2 separate regions of the Homo sapiens genome follow, and region 2 is linked to region 1. Evidence: chromatin loops called from intact Hi-C (ENCODE). Cell type or tissue: endothelial cell of umbilical vein. All regions are shown on one strand.

Evidence for each region. Hi-C counts contacts between places; a loop is a spot of excess contacts. Peaks named below come from ENCODE experiments on the same cell type or tissue, not always from the same donor. Only the 100,000 strongest peaks of a DNase experiment are listed, where the experiment ranks them.
Region 2: it touches region 1 in a loop (2.5-fold over the local background); 10 of 110 quality-filtered maps call a loop at or near these places.

Annotation. Positions count from the first base shown.
Region 1 is chr9:107,634,506-107,642,505 of GRCh38, forward strand. The region is part of intron 8 of LOC105376205 (a long non-coding RNA gene); the gene reads left to right. Among named protein-coding and RNA genes, the nearest start is that of KLF4, 150 kb to the left of the region's middle. RefSeq lists enhancers at 2,508-3,056, 3,057-3,605. In endothelial cell of umbilical vein, a CTCF peak has its summit at 3,178; DNase peaks (open chromatin) are centred at 3,416 and 4,666; H3K4me3 peaks cover 1,208 bases; H3K27ac peaks cover 2,366 bases.
Region 2 is chr9:108,267,923-108,275,922 of GRCh38, forward strand. All of the region lies in intron 4 of LOC105376214 (a long non-coding RNA gene), which reads right to left. It overlaps LOC105376212 (a long non-coding RNA gene), which reads right to left. Exons shown (of 3, transcript XR_930235.3): 1 at 3,442-8,000. Among named protein-coding and RNA genes, the nearest start is that of ACTL7B, 580 kb to the right of the region's middle. In endothelial cell of umbilical vein, a CTCF peak has its summit at 4,788 (motif pointing left); no DNase peak of the experiment used is centred here.

The DNA.
Region 1 (8,000 bases):
AAAAAAAAAGGGAGCAAGAATGTGGTACTGACATGAGTACTGAGAAAATCCAAATCCAATGCAAGATAAAATGTTTTGGTTAGCATTTATCTAAGAAAGTTTTGGAAAGCAAGTTGTATATTTGGCTTTGAAGAAGTAGTCCTTTCATTCCAGGAACCTCAGCTTTGTTATTTTCTGAGGCTATGGTTTAAATCACATATTCCTGGTACATTGTGAAGAAGTTTCTTGAGACAAAGGCAAGAGGGAAAAAATATGATCTGTCATGGCATGGGAGCTGAAATTCAAGTTTTAAAATCACTTCTAAACAGCTCTGAGCTTCTATGATTTGCTAGAATCACAGAAAGACTTATGTAGCTCAAGTTGGAGAAAGCATGTCAAGATTGCTAAGGCTGCAAAGAGATTTTTCAATTCCTTTTTAGTTTTTAAAATTATTATTAAATTAAAAAAAAATGAGCCCAAGATGAGCTCCACAGTTTCCTCAGACGGGATTAGATATGACTTTCAGGTTTTCAAAGTTCAATTCAATTTGAGTTTCCTGTGTCCTAAAAATGTCTTCAATTAAAAGCCAGAAAAAAATGTATTTTTTTCATCTTCATCAAACTGAAGAAAAAAAATGGCTGAAGGGATTTTATTCAAACTTTTCCCCAAAATTCACCTTTTGCCAAGACCCAGCATGGAAAATTTCAGCGCAAAAGGATCACTCTTTGGCAAGTTCCCTGAGCTAATGAAAACAGAGGGGCATAAAGGGAGTCTGTGTGCAGCTCTAACTATAGTGGTCACTGCAGCCCACATTGTGTGAGAAGAAGGGCCTCATTCAATAACCCCCCTTTTAAGTCTTTTTTATCATCAATATGGATGAGACTTAGATTTGACGTGGTCACCAAACAAAAGGCCCTCACTTTATGAATACAATCTGGGTAATGGCATTATTTCAAGTGGCTTCGCTCAGTTATGACTGGCTTTGGAATAGTTATTGTTGATTCATTCATTCATTCATTCACTCACTCATTCATTGTACAAGTATTTACTGAGTGCCAGCAATGTGTGAGGCACTTTAATACATGTTGGGAATGCTATGGTGGCAGGCATAAGCGAGGCAGTTCCTGCATTCGTGGGTTCGTGGGAGGAAAAGAAAAACAGATTAAATTACAAACTGTGACAAATTCTGTGAGGCAACAGAAGAGGGTGCTGAGATAGAGAAAACCGGGTTTTGTGGTGATAGGAGGCCTACATTGTACTGGAGGCTAGTGAAGGTCTCATATGCATTCATTCATAATTTAGCAAACATTTAGTGAGTGGCCGCCATGCTCTGGAGTCTATACTGATCTAGACACCATTTTTGCCTTCAAGGTGCTCCTAGACCAGTGGGAGAGCAGGCAGGTAAGTAAAAAGCTCAGATGCTGGGTGACAAGCGCTTTAAGGCAGGCATGTGCCATATCTAATGTGGAAACAGGAAGGAGATCTAAAATGCTGCGGTTGGTGGTGGTCAAAGAAGGTTTCTCTCAGGGGGAACGATTCAACAGACATTTGTGATAGTTGATGTTTGGCAAGATAGAGGTGAATGAGAACTAGGGCTGCTTTCAAGGAGTCTGAAGTCCAGTCTTGCTTCCGGAGTCACCTCTTTGAGAGCCTGGATCCTGTGGTGTCTGACCCGCCTCTCCAGTAGTAAGCATGGAGCTTGAGTCAAAAGAGGTGCTTAGTAAATAACAGGTCCCTTTCTCTGACATCTCATGGCACAACTCTTTGGATTTAGTCTAGTGGTGAAGAACTTGGCTACTGCAGTCAGATTGCATGCGTTCAAATTCCAGCACCCAGCTGTGTTACCTTGGGCAGTTTTTCTCTGCACTACAGTTTCCCTACATACAAGGCAGGGATGATAATGATACCTGCAGACTAGGGTAGTTATAAGGACTAAATGAGATCATGCTTATATGATCACTAAAGATATGACCAGCATACCTCATCCCAATGTGTTTTTAAGTGCTGCTTATCACCTTCCACAACCCACCCCCACCCCCCATTCACTCAATCCAACAATTATGGATTGAGTATTTTCAGTCTTAGGCATTGTGCTGGGTGCTTAGATTCAGAAAAATCTTGCCAGACTCCGGGGTCTCCATCCCCATAGATGGTTAAATTCCCAAATCTCCCAAAATGGAAGTTCTTTGCCTCTTCTACCCAGATAAATAGGTATTTGCTATCTCTGGATTAGCGGTGAATGTCTGTTCATTTTTCATCAGCACATCTGGTTTTTAGGTGAAAAGCTGCCAGGAATTTTGAAACATCTTGTTACTTTAGACATCAGAAGGCAGGGAGATTTCCCATTATTAAATGGATGTGAAAACTTCTTTGTGCCCCAGGGCTAGGGCAAACCTGAGATTTCATAGGTCAGTGAAAGCTCACCATCATTGTTTTTGCTTGGTAATAATTTTATTTAGGGAGGAGGAAGAAGAGAGGGTAGGGGGTTTCCAGAATGATAAAGCAATGTGCCAATGTCATGCAGTTTCGAGAGGCCACTGAGGTGGTAGGGAAAGCATTGCCCATGTGTGGCTCCATCTCCCCGAGCCTCAGTTTCCCATTGTGTAAGATAAGGATAACAGAACTTCCTGTGTAGTGTGGGTTGAGGTTTCAAGGAGAGCATGAATGTGGAAACACATCAGTGCCTTTTGCCTGCTAAATGCTTCTTGTTTATTTCCAGCCCTGCCACATGTTTGCAAATCTTTGCAATGTGCAGTTGGAAGGCAAAGTGGGGATAGAGAAGGCAGATTTGATTTGAGAGTTTGTGCACACAGTGGTGGGTCTGAGTTGGGGGCCTGGCTAGAAACAAGTGGCTTTTTTGGTGGCACCTTGTGCGCCTTCTCTTGAGACAGAGGCTCTGTAACCCCCCTCGGCATCAAACTTCGCACTACCCTCCCTTTGCCACGGCATCCTTCCTTCTCGTCTCCCGGGAGGCCGGACAGAGAACCCAGGCCCAGCCCCAGCCCAGCGAGCCTGAGCCAGACTGCCTCGGGCCGGTCTTGCTCGGCCTCCCTGGGGAATCTGGGAGGCTCAGCCAGGCCTGAGTCGGCCTGGGTCCCGAGGTCAAGGTCGGGGTCAGGGTCGGGGTCCGGTCGTACGCCCTAGCACTGCCTGCGGTGGGGCGCGCACAGTCGAGCGCGGGGCCTCCCCGCAGGCTGCGCTGCCTGCCGGGCGGCCTCGGGAACTGACCAGGCCGCGTGTGAGCGCCGGGATTCCTGATCCTGCCTTAAATATGCCGGTTATTTTTATCTCCCTACGTCAGGCAGCGAAGGCCATCCCACCGGTGGCCCAGGCGGCTGCTACACAATGTTTCCCTTTAGTCGGGAGGGGAAATGGAGGGAGGCCAGACTTCCTGATCACATGGTGCTGAAGTCAATGAAAAAAAATTAAGGGGGACCCCTCCCTTTTTCTTCAATGCCTGATCCAGATTCCCCCCTCCCCGCTCCCCCGACCCACCCCCTCTGGGCTCCGCGCGTCGGAGGGAAGCGCAGCCTCCCAGGCGGAGGGCCAGCGAGGCAGGAGAGCGCGCGCAAACATAAACACGAGACTGTTGCAGTAATTGGTGGCTCTGAAAACACTGAGGAAATGAGAGGCTTGTACGAAACATCAGCCGACAAGAAACGGGGTGATGTCAGACAGCCTTCCAGGATTAGAAACCCTTAAAAGCTCCGAGCCCGCGGCCGCTGCGGAAAACTCGGCTCTCCCGCTGTCCCGGGTAGGAAGCCGGGATTTCGCTTTTGCCCGACTCCCTCGGGGCACTCGCCCTCTCCTCTCTTCCTCGCTTTCTCGCTTTCTCTCTTTCTCTCTTTCTCTTTCTTTCCTTTCTCTCTCTTCTTTTTGTTTCTTTTCTTCTTTCTTTCCTCTTTTTCTTTTCCTTTTCTTTTCCTGTCTTTCCTCTTCTCCCTCTTGCGCCCCCCCCCCCACCCCCAACTTTTTCTCTTTCTGTTTCTCTGGCTGTCACTGTCTCTCTGTCTTCTCCCTGTCTTCTCTCTCTTCGTTTTTTTCTTTAACCTTCTTTATTAAAAAGAAAAGAAGAGGCCACATCAGAAGATTTCCATTTCTAAGGCACCTTGTACTTTTATATCTTTTCCCTCCTTTGAAACACCAAACAGGACCCAACTCCTAAACAAGTCCAAAGGGACAAGTAAAACTGGGGTGTCAGTCGCTTGAGTTTGTTATAACTTTCTCTTCTTCTCAGTGCCCTTCCTCACCCCCCTTTTCGGATTAGAAGTTCATATTGCAATAATTCGCCAACATGTTGGAAGGGCTGGAAATAAACAAAAAGCATTTACCAAGGACAACAGCCCACCCACCCTGAGATGGGGAAAATGCTTGCAAAAATCTGGCCGTTTCAGAAGAGAATATAGATTTCCTGGTAAAATATATCCCAGCCACCCAGCTAGTAACACTAGTGGCTGTTGCCCCATTTTCTGTTCATAGTATAATTAAGACTAAAAGTACTTACACGTATGTGTATACACACACACACACACACACACACACACCCTCCCTCCTCCAGGCCACAGGGCAGGGTAGCTAACAGCCAGTGAGCAGGGAGGATCTTGTACCACATCCAGCAGGAACTTGCGTGTGTCTTAAAGTTGGAGGCCAGTTACTCAGTGACATCTGTTCAGTGACATCAAAAGTGATGTCTGTCAAGCCTTTTTCTCTTCGTGTCTGCCAGGATTAATGAGGCAATGTTTGGAAAGGGCTTAAGCCCCCACCAAGAAAGGCACCCAAGACAGCTTTTCAAAGAATGATTTATGTCCAGCTTTATCTAAATAGGAACCGAAAAAGCATTTTTCTTGTCTGTAGAGCAGGTGAACTCAACACCTGACTTCTTGCTCAGGTGCATTTCAGAAGCTTTCAAATCTGCCTTATTAATTGGTCTGATACCTCTTTACCATGAAGGCACTTTTTTTTTTTTTCTTTCTTCCTGAGACCCCAGAAAAGGTCATATCAAGGCTGAGTTTGTACAACCTTGGAGGAATATGACTGGTTCCAAAGACTTGGTTTCCTTCACTGCTGCTTATGGTGAGAACAATGTCCCCCAACCTGAACCCTCCTCCCTCCCCTGCACACTCATAAATCTTGTGGTGATTTAGTTCCCCTCAATGCTTGACACTCCTAAGCTGTAGTAATTTGAGCCAAGCATACTTTCTGGTTTTATCCAGTATACCTGCGGTTATACCACTCACCGAGAAGTGGATCACAGCTCTGTTTTCAACTTCTTTTTTTTTGAGACACATTTTCACTCTTGTTGCCCAGGCTGGAGTGCAATGACATGATCTCGGCTTACCGCATCCTCCGCCTCCCGGGTTCAAGCCATTCTCCTGCCTCAGCCTCCCGAGTAGCTGGGATTACAGACATGCGTCACTGCACCTGGCCAATTTTGTATTTTTAGTAGAGACGGGATTTCTCCATGTTGGCCAGGCTAGTCTTGAACTCCCGACCTCAGGTGATCCACCCACTTCAGCCTCCCAAAGTGCTTGGATTACAGGCGTGATGGACTGTGCCCGGCCTGTTTTCCACTTCTTATGGGGACATTTTCCATCTCTGATATTTGTCTTGTGCTTTGCAATCCCAGGGGGCAGCCTCATCTCTTCCTAGTCCTTATGTTGGGTAAAAGTGTCTCTACTCCTGCCACTGCTCCACCTAGCCACTTTGGCGTCTCCCTTGCTGTTTTGTTTTGTTTTGTTTTGTTTTTTTCCTTTTGAGACAGAGTCTTGCTCTATCACCCAGGCTGGAATGCAATGGCGCGATCTCCGCTCACTGCAGCCTCCACCTTCCAGGTTCAAGTGATTCTCCTGCCTCAGCCTCCTGAGTAGCTGGGATTACAGGTGCCTGCCACCACGCCTGGCTAATTTTTGTATTTTTAGTAGAGATGGGATTTCACCATGTTGGCCAGGCTGGTCTTGAACTGCTGACCTCACTCGATCCACCAACCCGCCTCAGCCTCCCAAAGTGCTGGGATTACAGGTATGAGCCACTGTGCCTGGCCATCATCATGTGTTTATACCAAACTTCTCCCCGTCCCCTCAGTGAACTCCCCACAGCCCTCTGGGCCCCCCATGCTCTTAGATCTGCCCTCCTCTCTGCCGGGAATGTTCTTTTCCTCTCTTCACTGCCTAGTGAACTTCTTCCCACTCAAAGCCCAGATACAGTGCTGCTGCTTCTCCAAAGCGTTCCCAAGTTTTTCACCCAGAGCCAGCCTCCTCTGTCTTCCATGCCTTGCTGTCCGCTCACACTCCCATAGTGGTGTATGTTGGACTCCAGCGATCTTTTGACCTGCCTGTCTCCTTCACTGGAAGGGCTCCTTCCAGTGTGGGCTTCTCCACACAGGGATTGGGTCTTGTTTGACTTTGTGTCCTAAGAGTACATAGAGCCCTAATGCATGGAAAGGCTCAGTGAATGTTTGTTGAATGAATAAAAGAATGAATGAAGCCAGGCTTGGTGGCTTACATCTGTAATCCCAGCACTTTGGGAAGCTGAGACAGGCAGATCACCTGAGGTCAGGAGTTCGAGACCAGCCTAGCCAACATAGTGAAACCCCGTCTCTACTAAAAGTACAAAAATTAGCCGGGCATGGTGGCAGGCACCTGTAATCCCAGCTACTCAGGAGGCTGAGGCAGGAGAATCACTTGAACCCGGGAGGCGGAGGTGGCAGTGAGTTGAGATCGTGCCACCGCACTCCAGCCTGGGTGACACAGCTAGACTCCATCTCAAAAGAGAAAAAAAAGAATGAATGGACCGAGAACCCATTCTCTAGGGAAATCACAGCCTATCTGACAGGATTATGGAGTGCTCTAGGGCCTTGCACATGTCCCCCAACCCCCAGCCTCCAGAGCTCACTTCTGACTTGATTTAATGAGATGATGCAGTGATTTGTATAACTCTAAGCTCCTTCTCCCTTTGTGTCACTGAATCAGCCTAACATTATTATCCCAACCCACAAGAGGGTGAGGGAGAGGGAGACAGGCTGAAGGAGAGGAGGTGACTAGCAAAGGTTTTGTATCCTTTGCTAAGGATACAAGAAGTGGGAGAGCCAGGCTCAGGTCAACTTGAATACAAAGATCCCACCCCATCCCCACCCCACCAAACGTATATTCATGAACACACACACACATACAGACACACATACACACACAGATCTAGCCATTTGGCAGCCCAGTAATATACGTATTGTTACTATTTCCATTGTATAGATGAGAAAACTGAGACTCAAAGAGGTTAGATACTTGCTCAGAGTAACACAGCTATGTAGGAAAAACCAAGTAGGAAAAATACATTCTTATTGCCATAACAAGCAACTAGACCAAGGATTTGGAAGCAGAAGAGATAAAAAGACATGAATCCCAATGATTTGGCTTTATGCCATCTCTATCATTTTAGACAATCTTGATGGTACGAAGATGCTGGAGTCTGGGATTCTTTTTTTTTTTTTTGAGACAGTCTTGCTCTGTCGCCCAGGCTGGAGTGCAGTGGCACGATCTCGGCTCACTGCAAGCTCTGCCTCCCGGGCTCATGCCATTCTCCTGCCTCAGCCTCCCGAGTAGCTGGGACTACAGGCACCCGCCACCACGCCTGGCTAATTTTTTTGTATTTTTAGCGGAGACAGGGTTTCATCGCGTTAGCCAGGATGGTCTCGATCTCCTGACCTCGTGATCCACCCGCCTCGGCCTCCCAAGTGCTGGGATTACAGGCATGAGCCAGCACGCCTGGCGAGTCTGGGATTCTTAGGATGGGTGTGGTGGAAACACTGAGCCATCACTTTATCCAACCTATTTTATCCCCAAGTGGCCAAGTTGGGGCACAGAGTGGGCTAAGTATGAGCCTAGTGTCGCACAGTCTGTGAGTGAGGGTCCAACCTACAACCCAGGCAGATCTCACTCCCTCCTAATGTTCCTTCCTCCTAAAGAAATGTCTTGGAGCCAGGCAATTATGATTTTGAGATTATTTCCCACTTTCACGTTTGACCCTGA
Region 2 (8,000 bases), 630 kb after region 1:
CTGGGCAGCATGACCCTCAGATCCTGTCTGCTGGCTGTCTATACCTCCCCCAGGCTGCTGGGATGAAAAGACACCATTTGTCAGAGGACTCTGCATAGTCAGTGAGATAATGTGGTTTAAAACTTGTTCTAATTCCTCGAGAAAGGAGTCCTTGGGCATCAACATTTCGGCATAGCTCCAGGCAGACAGCCTAGCTCTGATCTGAGCAAAGGAGTGGTGTGGGCATGTGGGTATATGTATGTATGTTATATGTGTTTATGCATGTGTGTGCTTGTGTATATGTACATGCATGCACACCTGTGTGTACACTCACACTATCCTGCACAATGATTACACTTCTCTAAAGCCCTGCTTGCTGCCCCAAGACAATGGTGAAGAGAAAGGCTGAGGATGGGAACCATGGGGTACACCTGGCTGAAGGACCCTGGACTCTGCTGGTTTCCATAGCTCCCTCTGCCTGAGACACTCTGCCTTTCCCTCTTGGCCCAGTGAATGTCTCGTCCTGCCATGCTCTAGTCAACAGACCTTGACCAGGGAAAACATCCTTGGCCTCCAGGACTTGGTCAACCCCTCCCCTGTTAAAAACTCCAAAAGCTGTTGTGGTTCTCTCCCCTGAGTAAAACTTCCTCCTTCATGGCATTTATTTGGAGTGTGACTTGACATTTATTTGGGTGATTGATCACAGTCTACCTCACTCACTAGGCTGAAACCTCTATGAGAGCAGGGGCAATGTCTGTTATTGTTTACTATGTGTCCAGACACACAGTGGATACTACAAAAATACTTGTCAAATGAATGAATGAATAGGGAGTGAATTAAGAAACCAATGAACCAATGATTTGCTGACTCAATCAATGATCTGCTCTCAGAGCATTTTCTTCACTTACAAAATGGGACCCATAAAGTCTATTCTGTGTCACAGAACACACAGAACAGGCACACAGTCGGAATGGAGCTGCAGAATGTTAAAATCATTGTCCATTCTACTTAGGAAACCTGGAGAATGGAGGCCCTAATTGCAGCTCTGTTCCCCGGAGATTCTGATTTAATTGATGTGGAGAAAGACCTAAGTGTTGGAACTTTTTGGCAAGTTCCACAGGTGATTCTAAGGTGTAGCCCGGGTTAAGATCCACTATGCTTGATACTTAGGGAGCCTCAAGTTGAGTCGTTCCTGGTCTCTGCCTTTCAGTATCTCCTTGTCTAGTGGGCAGGGGAAGCCTGCAAATGGATAAGGGCTAGAATGAAAGATTGGACTAGCAGCTATAAGGTTAGAGAAAGAGAAGAAAATGATCTCTGCTTGGGTAGGCTGTTCAGGGATGACTCTACTGGGGCCATGGCATGAGTTCCATTCTGACATCCAATTCAGAATTCACCAGGCAAAGCCAGGGAGGCCTTCCAGCCCAGAGAGCAAACAGCAAGTCCAAAGATACAGAGGTGTGAGGGGGAAAACACATTAGGGATTTTTCCAAACTACAAACTGAAATTATATAGGCTACAAGAGGGTGTGGAAAATAATACCAGATAAAGCAGCTTCATTTGCATTCTTGCTTGTGAAGAGAAGCAACTCTGTGGTGAAAAAGAACCTAAAACTCTGTGGTGGAAAAAGGGAACAAACTAATGGCCAACCACATACAAAAAAAATGTGGAAAGTTCCAAAAGAAAGCCACCAGCAGCTCTGCAAACTCAAGTTGCGGTGGATGGTTTAGGCAAGTGTTTCTCTAAGTGTGGTCACCTGAGCAGCCACATTAGCATTACCTGGGAACTGGTCAGAAATGCACATTCTCAGGCTCCACTCCAGAACTACTAAGTTCTGGAACTTAGGAAACTCTCAGGATGCAGAGAAACCTGTGTTCTAACACACCACCCTCCAGGTGGTTCTGATGCACACTACAGTTTGAGAACTACTAATTTATGGGTAGTCCCCAGAGGGCTGTAGCTTTAAAGAAAAATAGCATATAATTCAGAGGCTGATATAGGAAGGAGCCCTTAGTACAGTTTATTTATTTTCTTTATTGGCAAACAAACATGGGTTTTGAGATAGTCATGAGGCCTTAAATCCTAAGGAACTTCCCCTTAAGGGAAACTGAGCTCTGCCAGCAAAAGACAGCACCTCCTGTGGCAGAACAGGTGCTTCTGCCTAATAGTGGAGCAGGAGGTCTTGCTCAGGGCACCAGAATAAGCGTGGGGTCTTCCCCAGCTACAGCCTGCAAGCCTGCCTATGGGTCTGGAAATCAGGGCAAGGCAAGATTCCCACATACAAAATTAGATCTTGGAAACAGGTTAGTTATCTTGGACTGACTTAGCACAAAGGAATGTTATCACTGTACAGATCTACACACAGATCTATATGAAACTGAACTGAAACCATGCAGTCTTTCAAAGAGAAGGCCACCAGCCAGAGAGAATAGTGGAATTATCAGATGCCTGTGCTATTCCTTGCACAGAAAAATCAGGAAACTGGGTTTCTGTAGATTGTCTGAAGCCAGCTTCTCCCCTACCATCTGCCATGGCCTACCATCTCCTCCATTCTGGGTACCCAGAGAGTTGTGTCACATCCATTATCTCATTTAGTCTTCACAGTGATTCATTAACTTTCAGGGGGCACTTTTAAAGGTGTAGGCTTTTTGCAACCACCTGTCCAAAGGAAGTCACAAAGTCCTAGAGACGGCAGCCAATTGCAGTATTTTATTTTTCAGAGACAGACGCTAATTACTCTGTGAAATGACTGAATCAGCAAAGTACTATGATGTTGCATGACAACTGTGAAAGAAGCATATGATGTTGTGTAAATATTTCTTTCCTTCATCTAGGTCATTAGTTTTTAGTACCTCATCATTTTGCTGCCTTGCTTTCCACATTGATCCTGCCACTTCTGTGTCATGGGATTTAGAGGTTTCAAACCAAAATCACCCGAGCTGGCTCCAACACTCACCAGTTGGGTAATCTTGGACCCTGGCCTTCAAAATAGGAAAATTACCCACCAAGATGATTGTGAAAAACTAGGACAGTGAATGGCCCACTCAAAGAGATCAATAAATGTGGTGCTTTTCTCTTCTTCAAGGTTGTTGCCCAGATTACCTAAGATCATATACGTGAAAGGGACTTTGTGTCTTGTGAATGGCTTACACTGGTGTTGATTGTTATTATTCTTTTACTTTCCTTTCCTTCTAATTTTTACCTCCAAGCCTTTTTTTAAACCATAGTTTTGGTTTTTATAGGAATTATGCTTTAAAAAGACACCTACCAAGTATCACACACCCAGTGAGGTGTGCCCCATCCATTATCTCATTTAGTCTTCACAGTGATTCATTAATTCTCCCGTTTTTTACAGCGAAGCAAGTGCAACTCTTAAGAGTTGCCTGTGATTTGAAGACTTTGCTGTTAACTAGTGTCAGGACAAACTTTTGAGCCCAGCTTAGTCTGACACTCCACTTTGCCTACCTGGGAGAAGCCTCAGAGATCCCTGTAGCCCGCATATCCTGTCGTATCCACAAGGGACTTGTCCCAGGTCACAGAGAAAATCACAGGCAGCACTGGGGCTAGAACTCACATCTCCTGAAGCTCAAACCAGCACTTCAAGTTCTCTGCTGTTATGTGTTTCAGTCACTTTCCCGACCCAGGAGAGGCACGATCTAAATCATCCTTTCCCAAACCATCACCCAGAAATCTCTATTTGACAAACTTCCGAGACTGCTTTCTTTGTGATGCTTCTAATCCTCATGCGTGGTGAGGAAGATGGCAGGTAGGGGAAAAGCTTAGGAGCTTAGTTCCTGTTTATCCATGTGTCATTCTTTTAGTCCCTGAGGCTACAATATCCATTTAGAAAGATTAAATAAAATGGAGTTGGGGACAGAGAAAGGGGAGCTCAGGGGGAGGCCGAGCGAAAGAAGAAAGTGGAATTCTCTAAGCATTAGACTAAAGAGCCTAAGACATTACTCATTCTCAAATGGGTCTCACTTCTTAAAGACAAACTGGCTTCCTGGGAAATCGCAGGCAGGTGAAAGCAGCTTGGGTGATTCTTTTTTTGTCCGTGAACTTGGCTTTTCTTTTCAGCATTCTCAGGTGCACTCAGGGCCCTGGGAAGAGATTGGGCTTTTTCAAAAGACATTTCCACCTCCTAATCTCTGTGCCTACAAACCAAATATTGATCTATTTAGTAAACCAGCCCATGGGAGGAGAGATTATAAAGCCCTGTTTACTCAGCAGTTGGGCCCCCCTGACAGCTGTTCAATGAGGGATTATGATGTCACAGTGGTAATTACACTATAAACAGGGGATAGGAGGAGAATAAAGCATGAAAGGGAACGCTGGGCTTGTTACCAGGCAACACAAAATATGCAACCTGAAACCAGGCAAGCATGTAAATTTCCTTACAAGCCTCCCAGATGTCCTCACTTTATGGCCAATGCTCAGTTTCAGTTTCAATTTGTTTATTTGCCCTTCTTCAATCACAAATGTGGAGCTGAGAATGTTGGAAGAGAGAAGAGAAAGCAAGGAAAAATAAGACAAGGAGGGCCCCTGCTCTCTCCCCCGGGGGTGTAAGTGGGTCCTGAGAAAGAGAAGGGGCTGAGTCCGCTCTGTGCAGGAAGCTCTAGAGGTCAATGTCCCAGAAGGAAGATCAACCCAGTAAAGAGGCTAAAGGCAGCTAAGAAAAAGAGCCCAGGAAAGAGGAGAAAGAGAAAAGGGGAGTGGAAAGTGAGAAGATAAAACTGGCTACCTAGGAAAAGGAAGAAGAGTCCATTGCAGGATCAGACCCCAGGAACTAGAAGGGGCCCCTGGAGTCCCCACGGTCACAGCCCCACCTAGTGGGTGCCCTATGTTCTTTATGCTATTCTTTTAGTGATGGCATTCCTCATGGTGCCAGGCAGCTCTGCCTTTCTCTGGGTGGCTTTATCGGAAAAGTCCTAGGTTGAGCTGAAATCAGCATCCCGGTTCTAGACGCCTCCCCAACCCATTTGTTCAGATTCCACGCCTCAGGAAAAGTACCTTACAGCCCCACAGAGATTTGGAAACAATGGCCAGGATACCCTGTGTTTTTCTTCCCCTGGATTCTCATTCCAGCAATAGGTCTCCCGGTGGGCTTTTCAGACGAAATTGCTTCTTGCCCAAATCAAACAATTTTCAGTGTGCCTATGTTCCTCTTACAATGTAGGCTTTGAAACCAGACACACCCTCCCAGGTGTGGTTTGACCTCACAGAATTAAACAGAGCCAGCTACATCTCCCCTCTCTAGTCTCATCCATGAGGCCCTGCTGTTTAGAGAGCTACAGAGGTGGGCTGGAAATGGCTGCAGCAGGCGCATGAGAGTGGATTGTTAAATTTTCAGGAATTCTGTGAGCCGGTTGTGAATCCTTGGTAGCTTGAAAGCCACCATGGGGAAAGTATTTGCACCACAGATATCGGGCAAATGCAGGAAACCAAGGCTTTCCTTTACCATCCCCCAGAGAGCGGGTCTACCAGCACACCACTGTCCCCGACCAACCACTTTCCACTTCTTTTGGGATTCAGTGCCTCGCAGAAGATAGGCAGAAGCCTGAAGCCAGAGAGCCTCACAAATGACAGGCCTTCCTACAAAAAGCTTTGAAAGAGGGAACCAGTGCCTCTGTTAGATCTAAAGATCATGGGACAGGAGTTTAATTCCTTTTGACTCTTCCAACTAGCGTGACCACCTTTGCTGACTAAGAACCTTTCTCTTGGGAGTGGCTCACATTATGGCCACACAGTTTTCCACAGGGCCCTCCAAGAGGCAGATGTTGAATGGCCAGGTTGCCTAAATAAATAAATAAATAAAGTCACTAAACTGAATTGTAGAGGTGGCTGCAGTTGCTTGCATGGACACAAACACAGCAGCTCAATCAGTGGCTTTTCTGCAAACCTGGGAATTCTGTGAAATTTCTTCTTTTTTTTAACTCTAGGAATAACTGTCTAGAATGATGGTTTGGCCAGAGCTAAGTTTCCATCCTGGTTCAGCCCCTCCCTTGGTGTTTGATGGGATGTTCATTAGTTTCCCTTGCTGGGCCTCAGTTTCCATATCAGTCAGTGGTATGGGTTGAGTCTTAGGATGTCTAACTGCAGATGAGTTTTGCAACTGACTCCAACATGGGCTGTGGCATTCATATTCTGATGAGTGCAGTGAGCAGAGCTGAGTTGGTTGAGCAGTGTTTTTGTACAAGCTAATCTTACTGTGCAGACTTGCTCTCTGCCTTCACTCCTGTTGTCCTGGGTGATGGTTTGTTTGCTGTGACCAGCCTCTCCTCAGATGCACTGTCAATGCTGATGAAATTGTCCTCAGTATTGCAGCTCTGGGCCAGATTATCTCCCAGAGAGTCTCCTCCAATCCCAAGCTGATTTGAAGTCACTTCCCTAAAAGAGGCATCCTCAGGTGACCCACCCTGAAGCTTCAGATGAAGTAGAGGTCTGGGGGCCTTGGCGAAGCCTCCACCCCTTTGCGAAGATTCTTTCTTTGGATCTTACTGGAACCTTTCTCAAGAGCAAAAGCTCACAGTCTTTTTCGTTTGCCAACCTTATGACAACTTAGAATGCACCCCAGTGCTCATACTGCATCTTCATCCCATGTTCCTTTCAAGAGCCCAGGTTCTGAAGTCAGAGAATCCTACATCATTTGCCAACCCAGTCTTTATCTCATCTCCTCTCTGCCACCCCCAACTGCAGCCATCCTGGCTTCTTGCTCAGCATCTACACTGCGTGTCCCTACTTCCCAAATTGCTCCTTCCACACATGTCCATATGAACTGATTTCCTTGAGTGTTCACAGAACACTCCACTAATCCCTCCCTACTCCACTCCCAGTGTGATCTGTCTCCATAGATTATCACCATCTTGACCATGATGTACTTTACTACCTGCATTTACCCTTTCCCCAGAATGTTAGGTCCAGGAGCACAGAGGCTTTGTTTTGTTCACTGCTGAATCCCCAGTGACTAGAACAGTGTCCGGCACATAGTAGGCACACAATTAATATTTGCCCAATGATTGAATATACAGTCGGTTCTCATTATTCTTGGATTCTGCGTCTGTGAATTTGTTTACTTGCTAAATTTATTTGTAACCCTAAAATCAATATGGCAATTTCAAAGTTATTCATAAACATGTGCAGAGCAGTGAAAAATTTGAGTTGCCCAAAACACCTGTTCTCAGCTGAGGTTGAATAAGACACTGTCTTCTGGTTTCAGCTTTCATGATGTAAACATGTGTCCTCTTCACAGTCTGTTTGGTGCCATGCTTTTCCCATTTTTTGTTGGTGATGTCACTGTTTAAAATGACCGCCAAGCATAGTACTGAAGTGCTATCTAGCGTTCCTAAGTGCAAGAAGGTTGTGATGTGCCTTACGGAGAAAATACTTGTGTTAGATAAATTTCATTCAGGCTTGAGCTTATAGTGCTATTGGCCATGAGTTCAACGTTAATGAATCGACAATATACACTAAAACACGGTGTCCTTAAACAGAAGCACACAGAAAACAAGGTTATATTAATATATTGACTGGTTGATGAAAATGTTGTGAACAGAGACTTTCAGGAACACAAACCTGTATTTTCCCTAAGGGCAATTGTTCAGTATTTACTAATTCAGTGTTCAAAGAGACTGAGACTTTATAGATCATAACAACTATAACAACAAAGAACTACTAGAACAACAAAGATCAACTGTACATGCATGTGAATGTTGAGCACTAGCCCATTAACAGTGGTAGTGATCTGGCAAGTGACTTTAACTCAGCCATGGGTTCCTAAGCTGTAAATTGGTAATGATAGCGCCTATCTGCATGGCTGTTCTGAAAAGTAAGTGAGATTATTAATGTCATCAAATGCCTACCACAGTGCCCAACCCATAGAAGGTATACCAAAGATGTCTGCTCCTCTTACATTTATCTTGTTCATACATATTTGCAATCCACAGACCAAATGCTTTTTGCTTTCTTGTATTATCAGAAACATTTCTCCTTGTAGTTCCCATGACTGAAACAGCCCATCAACTGTT